2 separate regions of the Homo sapiens genome follow, and region 1 is linked to region 2. The links are chromatin contacts, found by Hi-C or POLR2A ChIA-PET in ENCODE. All regions are on one chromosome and are shown on one strand. The core of a region is the stretch at or near the end of the contact, and the rest is flanking DNA. Distances in the headings are between cores, read along the strand shown. Region 1 has its middle 21 kb from the start of WDR26. Region 2 holds the start of TP53BP2 (tumor protein p53 binding protein 2).

Region 1 (6,442 bases), core at 3,508-6,007, 610 kb after region 2:
GGTTCACTGCAACCTTCGCCTCCCGGGTTCAAGTGATTCTCCTGCCTCAGCCTCCCAAGTAGCTGGGATTATAGGCGCGTACCACCATGCCCGGCTAATTTTTGTATTTTTAGTAGGGACAGGGTTTCACCATGTTGGGCAGGCTGGTCTCAAACTCCTGACCTCAAGTGATCCACCCACTTCAGCCTTACAAAGTGCTGGGATTATAGGTGTGAGCCACTGTGCCTAGCAAAGTGGGCTGTATTTCAAGAAGAAATGGATATTTTAAAAAGTAAAGTGTTGGCCGGGCACGGTGGCTCACACCTGTAATCCCAGCACTTTGGGAGGCCAAGGTGGGCGGATCACAAGGTCAGGAGATTGAGACCATCCTGGCTAACACGGTGAAACCCCGTCTCTACTAAAAATACAAAAACATTAGCCAGGTGTGGTGATGGGCACCTGTAGTCCCAGCTACTCGGGAGGCTGAGGCAGGAGAATGGCATGAACCTGGGAGGCAGAGCTTGCAGTGAGCCGAGATCGCGCCACTGCACTCCAGCCTGGGCAACAGAGCGAAACTCTGTCTCAAAAAAAAAAAAAAAAAAAAAGGGTTTCAGGGCCAAAAGAAGATAGCTTAAGATTATGGCCAGGTGCGGTGGCTCGTGCCTGTAATCCCAGCACTTTGGGAGGCTGAGGCGGGCAGATGATCTGAGGTCAGAAGTTCAAGACCAGCCTGACCAATATGGAGAAACCCCGTCTCTACTAAAAATACAAAATTAGCCGGTTTTGGTGGCGCATGCCTGTAATCCCAGCTACTCGGGAAGGCTGAGGCAGGAGAATCACTTGAACCCAGGAGGCAGAGGTTGCAGTGAGCTGAGATCACGCCATTGCACTCCAGCCTGGGCAACAGAAAGAGACTCCATCTCAAAAAAAAATTATATGTATTATATACACATATAATATATATATTGTGTGTATATATATTTTTATTTTAGAGAGACAGTCTGTCTCTGTCATCCAGGCTGGAGTGCAGTGGTGTGATCATGGCTCACTGCAGCCTCGACTTCCTGGGCTCAACCCATCTTCCAGTCCTTCCAGCTTCGCCCTCCTGAGTAGCTGGGTCCACAGACATGAGCCACCATGCCTGGCCATTTTTTCTTTTTTCTTTTTTTTTGTAGAAACGGTTTCTCACAGTGTTGCCCAGGCTGGTCTTGAACTCCTAGGCTCAAGTGATCCTCCCACTTTGGCCTCCCAAAGTGTTGGGGTTACAGACGTGAGCCACTCTACCTGGCTTCATGATACTATGAAACAAATCTATTTGGCACCTGTAGTCACTGGAAGTTGCAACTCTTATGCTAAGTTCTAACACCATAATCAGAAGAACTTTGGATATTTCACTGTGAGGTTGTTGCATGCCTTTGACAAGGTGGGATTTTTTTTTTTTTTAATTTTTAGAGATGGGTTCTTGTTATATTGCCCAGACTGGAATGCAGAGTGCAGGCTATTCATAGGCATGATCAAAGTGTACTACAGCCTCAAAATTGTGGGATCAAGCCATCCTTCTGCCTCAGCCTCCTTCATGGCTGGGACTACAGGTGCCCTGCTACCTTTGACAAGTTTTGAAAGATTTTCATAGCATTGAGGGGAGAAGAAAAGTGAAACAAAGAGAAGAAATGGGACCCTTCTTTATCCTCCCTCCCCTCAACAGAACTATTAAAACCCGAGATCAGTTTGTTTAGACACTAGTCATATTGTCCAAAAGATTGCGCATTAAGAATCTCTGTCTTAACTTTAGGCAGAATTATCTTGAACTGTTCTAGTAGGATGGTAATCATGACAGCACAGCTACTGGGGAAATTAGAACTGAGGTTTCCTCTCTTCCGTTTGCTGAAATAACAGCAAAACTGCTTGAAGAAAACGCACTATATTATTCTAAGAAGTAAATTACAAATAAGCAACACCCAAAATGTCCCTTACTCATGGTTCCTTGAGTAAAAGGTGCTATGCTTTATCTACCCAATATTGTGAGTAGTATCATTTACAGGCTCATTTCTACTAGTAAGTTTTTTTTTTTTTTTTTCAGATCTCTGCTTCTAGCTGTCCTTCCACTCTATCAACTAATATTTCTTTTGCAAAGCTAGGAGGCTTGGTAAGGTTAAAAATAATTCAACTATATTGTGTTGAACATAATTGAAATGTCATAAACCATCCAGAGAGCAGGAGAACCAGTTCTCTCTTGTTTCTATTGGTGTAGTCTGTTTACATTTCTGGTCCCGTCCCTGAAGCTTGGACTGAGAGACCTGGTGAGGAATGTTTCCTCTGTAGTTTCGACAGGCACAGCTATTTGTCACTGCCTCAGAAGCTGCGTGGCTGCAGGTGAGGAAGGCTGCCCTTATGGGAGGGATAATTATGGTCAGTGACCTGTCTGAGCTTGGCCTCACTCTGCACCCAAGCTCGTGACTGGCTCAGAAAGTCTTCTGCTTCTGTGTTCACATCAATGATTTCCTTCCTTGCTTTCTAGAAGAGAATCGGCCTCTGGTACTGGTGAAGAGACCGGAGATTTTCAGTTAGGCATTTTACCTGGCTGAGTGCAGGGCTTGGAGGTGGAGTCGCTTGTGGAAGGATTAACTAGAGGGAGGAGTCACTGTCATTAGGATACCATACACATGGCAAAACCAAATATAACCACCCACCTCCTCTGACTCACCTACTTAAAGCATGAATAACCTGGAGGGGGTGGTGGCAAGCAGGTACAGAGATGCTCCTTGACTTTCAGTAGGTTTGTATCTCAATAAACCCATTGTAAGTAGAAAATATTGTAAGTCGAAAATGCATTTAATCCACCTAACCTACAGAACTTCATAGCTTAGCCTAGCCTACCTTAAACGTGCTCAGAACACTACAGTAGCCTACAGTTGGGCAAAATCATCTAACACAAAGCCTATTATATAATAATGTCGAATATTATGTAATTGAATACTGTACAGAAAGTAAAAAAACAGAATGGTTGTATGGGTACTCAAAGTATGGTTTCTACTGAATGTGTATTGCTTTCACACCATCATAAAGTTGAAAAATTGTAAGCTGAACCATCATAGGTCAGGGACCATCTGTATTTGAATGAGTGAGGTGGGGGCCTGAATCCACCCTCCTCCTCCTCTCACCACCCCATCCTCAGGATACACATAGACCAGTGAAGTCTGTCTTGGCCTTGTGAAACCCTTACCATCTGAATGGCCTAATGAAGTAGAACTTGTGACTGATAGGAAGACTTTGGAGAGGTTTGGAATGTTCTTTGACTTACCAGGAATCTAGTAGACCCAGGATTATCCAAATGTCACCAAACAGTGAGTTCAGTGCCCAGAGGGGAGGCCCATTATTAACCCTTCCTTGAGGTAGACACACCCAGTGTAGATGAGGGTGATGCTGGGTGGTCCCTGCCCAAGGCTTAGTCTGACCCTACTCAGGAAGGGGATATAATAGGAATAGCATTATGAGAGGTTCTTTCTGTTCTGTACCCCTTATGTGTTATAAGATAATGGAGGAAAATCTCAGTTGCCAAACCTGTGTCGGCCACATTAAAGCAACAGTTACTATATCAGTCATGGTAAATGAATGGTGGTCCAGGTATAAACATTGTTTTACCCCTTGATATTTTTATATGAAGCATTTGGCTTGAACCTTATGTTTGAAACATCAAACATAGTGTATTGTCATATTGAATATGAATACTACCAGTGTTTTAATAATAACTGACATTATATTTGTGGCACCACAGGTGTATCATTTTAAATTCTCTATATATAGCATTTAAAGTGTATAGTGACTAAAGTAATTACTGTTGCTTCATGTGGTGAATATGGGATGTGCCAGTTTAGCAGATGTGGTTACTCAACTCACATAAAAAGGTCACCTTAATCTGTCAGAAATCGTGGAAGTCACATCTCAAGTAGGATTGAAACATGCATAATATGGTCCATGAAGAGGGCACTCTTTTCTTCCCTGCTCCCCTCTCCTCACACCACCTCCTGCTTCTTTTCACAAGCTCTGCATTGTTCTGCATAGCAACGTTCCATCCACAAAAAGCTCCAGTGTGTAGGGGGTCTGAATCCTGTCTGATCCCTTCCCTAGCCCCATAGCTCAGACATGAGATGTGGTCCAGGGAGCAGCCTAGACAAGTGCCAATGGGACATGTAAAGATTCCCCTTTCTTTTCTTTCTTTAAGTGTTTTTTGGAGACAGGGTCTCACTTTGTTGCCTGGGCTGGAGTGCGGTGGTGCAGTCACGGCTCACAGTAGCCTGGACCTCCCGGGCTCGAGCCATCCTCCCACCTCAGCTTCCCAAGCAGTTGGGACAATAAGTGCGTGCCACCACACCCAGCTAATTTTTGTATTTTTTGTAGAGATAGGATTGTACCGTGTTGCTCAGGCTGGTCTCAAACCCCTGGCCTCATGAGATCCTCCCACCTCGGCCTCCGAAAGTGCCGGGATTACAGGCATGAGCCACTGTGCCCGGCCAAAGATTCCCCCTGTCTTTTTGACACTCTTCAGCTGTGCCCTCCCAGGGAAGACATTAGCTCACTCTGCAGCCACTTGTGCCATTCTCGTGCCCTCCTTGCACAAGGCCTTGTCGTAACTGCTTCACTCTCCTGGTCTGCCAGTGCAGGTATCAGTGATCCAAGAAGATACAGGAAGAGGCTTGTGTGGGAGTCGCCTGGAGCCCTCCATGGTATGTTGGCTCTACAAGAGCTAGGCATGTGGTGCCAGGGCGTGGGAGCAGCAAGGCCACCCCGCTCAGGCCTCTGCCCTGGAGGAAGGGTGGTGTAACTGCCCCTGGACGACAGCCTGGATGTGGCGAGGGGAGACGGTCCACACCCTGCTCTCAAGCATGGAGGTCGAATGTTTCTAGGTCAGCAGCTCAGGACAGCAGGCAGGTCAGGCCTGGTAGAGGAAGTGCATGTGAGGAGTCAGTGGGAAGTGAGTAAGAGATGGTGGTGGTAAACTAGGAGGTGCTCCTACAAACAGAATTGGATTTTCCCTTTTAAAACAAGGATGGCCGTAGCTGAGCCCTCCTCTCTCTCTCTGTGTGTGTGTGTGTGTGTGTGTGTGTGTGTGTGTGTGTGTGTCCGTGTCCTCTTCTGTTCTCCGCCCCTACTGAAGGAAGGAGATAGCTCTGGCTTCCAAAAGTAGCCTTGCAGCTGTAGGAGGACTGACTCTGCCTAGCCTTTACATTTCCCATGTAAAATTTAACAGTGCTTTCACAGAGCTTCTCTAAAGATCAAAGGGTACCCAACTGAATGGGAATCTGTGGTCTGGGGATTTTTTTTTTTTTTTTTTTTTTGTCTGTAGCTTCCCTTCCTCCCTCCCTGCAACACTAAGTAGACGAAATATTGGGCCAAAGGGCCAAGGAATCCTGTTAAGGGAGGAATCTCGCGGTCTCATTTCCAGCCAGGCACTTTTCTGTTCTTGTAACTTTCCAGTCGTAATTTGGGGATTACTGTTGATAACTCTGACACCTGGTGGTCATTTCAAAAACTGCACTCTGGAAGAATTAAACGTTCACTTTTATCATTTTTAGTTGTTTTTCCACCTCCAATGTCAGTGTCAATAATATGCATTTTATAAATTAGTGATTATTGTTAGTTGAATGATCTATAAGTAAAATCCTTGCACATGCATTCAACAGAATACACTAGGATAGAAAATTTCTGAAAGGTATACCAGAAGCTATACATGGTGGTCCCTAGAGAGTGCAGCTAGGTGTGGGGAGGAAGCAGACTTATTTTACTTTATGCCAGTTAGTGCCCTTTGAAATGGTCTTAAACAGAAATAGTGTATTACTGTAATAATTATAGTGAAGTACTGCACTTGGGCAGGATATTCCCTTCCAGGGCTCCTACCCTCTCCTGATTTTGCATCCAGGGACGTCCTCTGTGCTTTTGAATGTATTAAGGAGTGACGTACGGCTGGATTCACTCTGATCTCATTCACTGACAGTGGTGGGAGAGCCCAGAGCTGAGTAGAAACTGGTTCTGGGGCATCGTGTGGCTAGGGTGCCAAAGCCGAGAAAGGTCCCGTAGTCCCTGTGTGGTCAGCAGGGAAGGCAGCAGTGCTCTGTCAGTATTGATTCTTCAGGGGCAGGCTGCCCACTTACCAAAGTTATGCTTAGCAGAGGGGCTCTGGCTCACTCCCCGTCCCTCATCCTACCAGGTGTGAGGCTGCCAGGAGCCGATCGCACAAGGCTTGGCAAGGCAGATGCTCCCCAGCTCCTGACATCAGAGAGAAGGGCTGGGATTGTGGCCTGCGGTTGGTGGGCAGGAGAGCCTGGTCTGATGACAGCAACCACCCTTTGACTACCTTCTCTGTGGCTGTTACTGTCTGATTCCAACCTTCCACTGTTGAACAGACCTCCTACCACTTTCCTACTACTCCCCCTAATGATAACATACTGAACTCACTTTTATGAAT
Region 2 (6,303 bases), core at 3,180-5,679:
ATACACAACTTGAAAGATTTTTAGTTTCAAAACACAATTTTGGTTGTGTTTTGTGCAAATCTGTGCAAATAAAACCAGACCTTTGTAAATAATAATACAAGTATTTAAGCAAAAGTTAAGCTACTGGTCTGTAGAGCTGCACACTTTGCAGTTATGCTCAGAAATATACAAATCCTACTGATCAGGTGGTCAAACTGCTAAAGGAGATACTGTAATATCCCATTTTTTTCCTAGACCCTCAAAATTAGAAGCTCAAATTTTATTCTGCAGCATCATGAAATAACTAGAAATAATTATGCCTCTGCAGCACTGAAAGATAAAATGCCATAAACTTAGGAATTAAACTATGATCACTTCAACTGAGCTTTTTAAAATAAGCCATTACTTTCTCTTTCTTTTTTTTTTTTTTTGAGACAGTCTCGCTCTGTCCCCCAGGCTAGAATGCAATGGCTCACTGCAACCTCCGCCTCAAGGGTTCAAGATTCGCGATCTCGGCTCACTGCAACCTCCGCCTCTAGGGTTCAAGATTCTCCTGCCTCAGCCTCCTGAGTAGCTGGGATTACAGGCACACGCCACCACGCCCAGCTAATTTTTGTATTTTTGGTAGAGATGGGGTTTCACCATGTTGGTCAGGCTGGTCTCAAACTCCTGACCTCGTGATCCACCCACCTCGGCCTCCCAAAGTGCTGGGATTACAGGCGTAGCCACCGTGCCCGGCCCAGCTATTATTTTCTTAAAACCATCTATATAAGGGCTATATGATGACATCGGTTTGACTGCATTGTCATACAGTAGCCACCAGGCATGTGGCTATTTAAATATAATTAAAATTAACTCAGGTTCAGTTCTTCAGTTCCCTTGGCCACATTTGAAGTGCAGTAGCCACATGTGGCTGGTGACTGCCATGCTGGACAGCAAAGATACAGAGCATTTCCATTACAGCTGGACATTCATGCCAAATATACAGCATCTCCAATGACCAAGTGACAGGCAAATTCAAGCCTTCTGGTCTTCCAGGTGGCACTACCAAATACTGTGTAGTTTTGTAAATAATTTTTTAAAATTTATTATTTCAACAGCAGGTACAAACAAAAATTTTTATGAAACTATCAGCTGAAAAGAGCAGAGAGTAGCTTTTAGAGTTAGCCAAGCTCTTTCTTAAGAACACATTTTTGTTTTGAGCATAACACTTCACAAAATCAAAGTAGTGAATAAAAGATATCTAATGTAATTTTCAAACGACTAAGAATTTTTGCTTTTGGTAACTGCCTCCCTTTACATGAAAATCAAATACAACATGCGGATCACTAAAAAGCCAAACTCTCAAAGTGCAAATAATCTCTTCTTTCATCAGGAAAAAGATGTCAAGTATGAAAGTAAAACCAGTTTCTCCTCGGCAAGTTGTGGAAATATCATAGAACTAGAGATACTAACAATGGCAGGTATCTGAAAGTGAGAGTAATTATCAATCCCATTTCTGCAGTACCCTATCATTATCTCTACTGTGATTTGCAGAGCTTGCTACTTATTTTTAGTTAGCCTTCTAAAATACATCTTCCACTTTTGGTTTTGGATCCAATTATCACTTCATGTCCCACATAAAAGAAAACCACTTGATCCTGTACCATTTGGTGAGAAAACACATGAACACAATTTATTTGCACTTTTTTTTTTTTTTATGGAGTCACTCTTAGTTACCAGGCTGGAGTACAGTGGTGCCATCTCGGCTCACTGCAACCTCCACCTCCAGGGTTCAAGCAATTTTGCCTCAGCCTCCCGAGTAGCTGGGACTACAGGCGCACGCCACCACACCCAGCTAATTTTTGTATTTTTAGTAGAGACGAGGTTTCACCATGTTGGCCAGGAGGGTCTCAATCTCTTGACCTCGTGATCCGCCCGCCTCGACCTCCCAAAGTGCTGAGATTACAGGCATGAGCCACCGCTCCTGGCCTATTTGCACATTTTTAATATAATGCAGTCTAAATAGTAAACCATTATCTTCAGAATGCCTTTAAAAGCAAATCAAGGGTTGTACCTAATGCCACAGAACTGTACACTTAAATATAGTTAAAATGGCATATTTTATTTTATGTATATTTTACCACAATAAAAGTACATCAAGGCAATTGTCTACATTCTGAGACTATCCATTTTTTTACACTAAATGGCTTTTCCTGATAAATTGGTTAGAATTTTCCAAAGCAATGTAACAAAATTACATTTATGTTGGAATAAAAATCCAAGCATATGAAAAGCCAAAGATGAGAAATATACTTAATAAAAGTTTTATTTTCAAATATCCAAAATATTACAGTATAAAGACACATATAACATGAGTCTACTAAATGAAAAATTATTTCATATTTTTATATATCACAAATCTGAGAATCTCCACTTTAACCAACATTGGAAATTCAGAGGCGTTTATCTACCGCCTATTGCAAGCTAGACACTGTACTAATCACACTTCCTTCATAAACATAACTCTAATCCTCAAACCACCCTAAGAGCTGAGTACTATTATCCCCATTTTACAGATGATGAAACTGAGGGACAAGTTTTTTTTAAGTGGCTACGTCACTAAAGGTAGTAGCTGAGCAATACTGAAGTGTTAGTCTGACTTCAAAGCTGGTGTAAGTGCCATCATACCACACTGAGTCTGTGTTAGGATTGTATTCTGACATCAGAAAGGCAATCAGAAGAACCATACTGCTAAATTGAATATAGTCTCAAGAGCCACATAACGTTTTATGAATTCGGCTACACAACGGATACCTTGGTAGGGTATCTCCAAAGGATACCTTGACAAAAAACAAGGAAGAAACCATATAGCAACAACTGATACGTGTTTCTCTTGCTCCTACTGTTAGGAAAAATTCACAGACAATCCGTACAAGTTACTTCAACACAAAGAAATGTAAATCCAGGAAATAAAAATCTTAACAGCAAAATCCATCACCCTTATCTATGGTCCATTATTTCAATATTGGGTATTCACACTACAAACCTGATTTCATAACCAGGCATTAAACTAAAATAAGATGCATAATGCTATTAATACTTTCAAATTCCTTGAATCCTGGCAGGACAAAATATCCCAAACCCTCTAAACCCAATTACTAATTCTAGTGAATTGTTAAGTCGACCCAGTGAGAGTTTGGGACGCCCTCCATGACACAAGCAGGGGGCCAGGGAACAGCATATTATACTCTGTATGTATGACTGCAAACTTTGTCATCACTCCATTCCACAGACTTCATAAAAGTAAAAGCTTTTTGTTTCTTTGTCTGAACAAATGGAGCCACAAGCATAGGATGCCTGCAAGATGTCCCCACTTCAGTGGGAGAGGTGCAAATACAACTTCCACGAAGAAACTCGCTACTGAAGTCTGCAGAAGCCACCGCAACACACCGCAAACCTCCATTCCGCGATCGCTGAATGACAGAGACATTTCTGAAATGTCTCAAACCTGCTGTTCATCTGTGGCCTGGTGGCCGTGTCAAAAGCCTGCGGAGCTCCTAAAGAAGGCACTAATCCTCTCCGGAGGTCTTGCTAAAAGCTGTGGGAAACGAAGGGAGCCAGGCACGTACGCTTTCCTGCAATCTAAAACTTCCGAGATTGCATTTACCAAAACCCCTTTCCACAAAGAGGTAAGGGTGACTTAGCTGCTACTGTGGATATCAAGATCGAAATTCAATTAAAAACAAAGCAAAGGTACCCGTTCCAGTAACGTATGTTTCACTCCAGTAAAAAGTAAAAAGACACAGCAAAGAACAAGGTCCCCGGTTCCCGTATTCTTGACCTTCAAGAACTGCAAAAAAGTCAAGACCCAGTGAAAGACGAAAAGTTTGAGTGGCTGCTGGGCTCGCGGGCGGCTCGCCTGACTCCGGAGCAGCTGGAGGAACCCGCCTCGAGGTTAGGGTCTCGCCGCGCCCCCACGACGGCTGTGGGCGCAGAGCCCAGAGGATGGAGCCTCCCCTTCCTGAAACCCGCTCGAAGCTCGGAAAGCCCCGGCCCCTCCGCGCGGGCTGCGGCCCCCAGGCTCCTTCCCCGACGCGCCCGAGGGCGCGGACCAGCCCCCGGCACGCGACCCCGCACACTTCCGGGCCCGACGCCCTGGCCGCTCGCCCACTTACCGGCATCATCTTGGACCCGAACCGCATGGAAGCGGGTGGCCAGACTGCGGCCCCGGCCGAGCTGAGGTGCCCCGGAGGGTCGCGGATGCGGGGGAGGGGAGCGGAGAGCGAGGCCGCCCGGACCTGTTGCGAGGCGGCGGCGGCGGCAGCGGCGGCGCGCGGGTCCGAAGGGCCCTCCGCGCGGGCTGGGGCACCAACAAGCCCCGGGCTCCCCCGCCCCGGCCGGGCCCCCTGACGCGGCTTTGTCTCTTCGACGCTCGTGACGGTCGGGGCTCCCTCCTCCGCTCCGAAACCAACTAATCCCGGGTCGGGCCCCAGCCGAGCCCGTGCCGGCTCCGCCCCCCGCGCCGACCCCGCCCGCGGCGCGCCCGGCGGCCTGGGGGAGGGGCGGCCGCGGGAACGGGAGCTGCGCGCGCCTGCGCGGGCCCGGCTGGGTAGACGGGGAGCGGCGGGAGCCGGCCGCCTTTTCTTTCTTCGCCCCGGACTGAAGTGCGGTCGGGGCCGCGCGGCGGAGCGGCTGGAGCGCGCGCCTCCTAGCGGAGCCGGGGCAATTGGAAGGCCGCGCCTCAGGAAAACAGGATGGTAGTGAATGGCACCGAGCCGCCCCAGGGCTGCCGCCGTCACCTCCTCGGCGGCTCCGAGTCGTGCGAGGCAGGGGACCCTTTGCCTTCAGAACAGGGCGCCCGACGTTGGGCGCGTGGACAGAGTCCTCCGGCGGCCGCGCCGCTGGGCCAGGCGGAGAGAGGCGGACGGACTTCAGGGGAGGCCCGGGCCACGCCGCGGAAACTACCCGACTCCCTGGAGGCGGCCAGGACCGACCCTGTCCCGACAAAATGGAGTTCCCCGTGTGGCTTCAGCTCGCGGCGCGTTCCCAGAGCTCCTCAGTGATCCGGCTTTCGGATTGTTCGCCTTTCATCTCATTTGCCGTTGTCCAAATTCTAATTTAAAACTCATGTGTTACTTGCTGTAAGGTTAACAAACGTACACCGCAAACTGGATAAAGGGATAACTTTTATGTTGTGTATGTTTTACCACAATAAAAATAAATTTTGTAAAAATGTGTCAGGCAGCATTCTGAGGAGCTTCCCTGGGGGGTGCTGGGAACACCCTGCAAACAGCCTCCGATACGGGGAGCCGGTGGATACCATCCTTTTCCAGGGAGGGAGGCCAAGGCCTAGGGAAATGGCAGGGCTGCCTTCCAAAGAGTAGCAGAGCGGGTTCAGGCTTTTATTCCACCTTCCAGAGAGACACATACTGCGGGAACCCTAACTCCAGGAAGCTTTGTTCTAGTAAGTTGTCAGTGCAAGTTCACTCAGAATCACTTTTCTCTGCCTTTATACATGATTCTAGAACCTGAAGTGGGGTAAATCCCCTGGGTTTATCTAGTATCAAGAACAGACAATTCTTTCTTAGCCCACCATATCCCTTACCAGAATCTCCATCGAACTCCCTATTGCACCATCCCAGATACTGTATCTGGAAATACTAAATTACGGTTAATTCAACTAGAATTTAACGTTCTCGCCCGGGCGCAGTGGCTCACGCCTGTAATCCCAGCACTTTGGGAGGCCGAGGCGGGCAGATCACCTGAGGTCAGGAGTTCGAGACCAGCCTGGCCACGTGGTGAAACCCTTGTCTCTACTAAAAATATAAAAATTAGCCGGGCATGGTGGCGCATGCCTGTAATGCCAGCTACTCGGGAGGCTGAGGCAGGAGAATCTCTTGAACCTGGGAAGCGGAGGTTGCAATGAGCAGAGATCACCCCACTGCACTTCAGCCTGGGCAACGAGAGTGAAACTCCATCTGAAAAAAAAAAAAAGAATTTAACGTTCTCAAAAAATCTGGTTTATAGTCTTGTTTTCTTAAGAGGGTTATACTGAGTTAAGCAAAATAAATTCATCCCTCATTCAGTAAATATTTATTAAATACCTGCCACTTGGTAGATATTCTTCTAAGTCCTAGGGATACATCAATGAACAAAAAGTTCAAAAGACAAGTGTAGTTATTGTGAAAAAAATAGAATAAGGTAAGAGAAGGGGATAAGGTGTACAGGTGCAACTTTAAATATGGTGGTCAAGGTAAGCCTCACTGAAAAGGCGGTGTGTGAGCACAGTCTTGAAGGAAATGAGGGTGTGAACTCCACAAATATGAAGGAAGATTTCCAGGC

Evidence for each region. A loop is a pair of places that touch in the nucleus more often than their neighbours do. ChIA-PET counts read pairs that join two places held with the same protein, here RNA polymerase II (POLR2A). Pooled maps may share reads with other maps.
Region 1: a loop to region 2 is called in a pooled map, with 2.8 times the contacts of the local background. The contact joins the enhancer-like site here to the promoter of TP53BP2 in region 2. A Hi-C loop is called at or near these places in 4 of 50 pooled maps. POLR2A ChIA-PET finds 5 or more read pairs at or near these places in 2 of 52 experiments (PC-9 and naive thymus-derived CD8-positive, alpha-beta T cell).

What each region holds. Positions count from the first base shown.
Region 1 is chr1:224,452,219-224,458,660 of GRCh38, forward strand. It overlaps a transcript of CNIH3 not described here. Among named protein-coding and RNA genes, the nearest start is that of WDR26, 21 kb to the left of the region's middle. Within about 2 kb of position 4,758, at least 32 of the 41 ENCODE cell types and tissues checked have a DNase peak (open chromatin) inside an H3K27ac peak, as active enhancers do; they include PC-9, where a contact is called at or near this core.
Region 2 is chr1:223,841,518-223,847,820 of GRCh38, forward strand. TP53BP2 (tumor protein p53 binding protein 2) reads right to left here and starts at 4,430. Exons shown (of 18, transcript NM_001031685.3): 1 at 4,137-4,430. The coding sequence starts at 4,163. RefSeq lists a silencer at 4,258-4,567.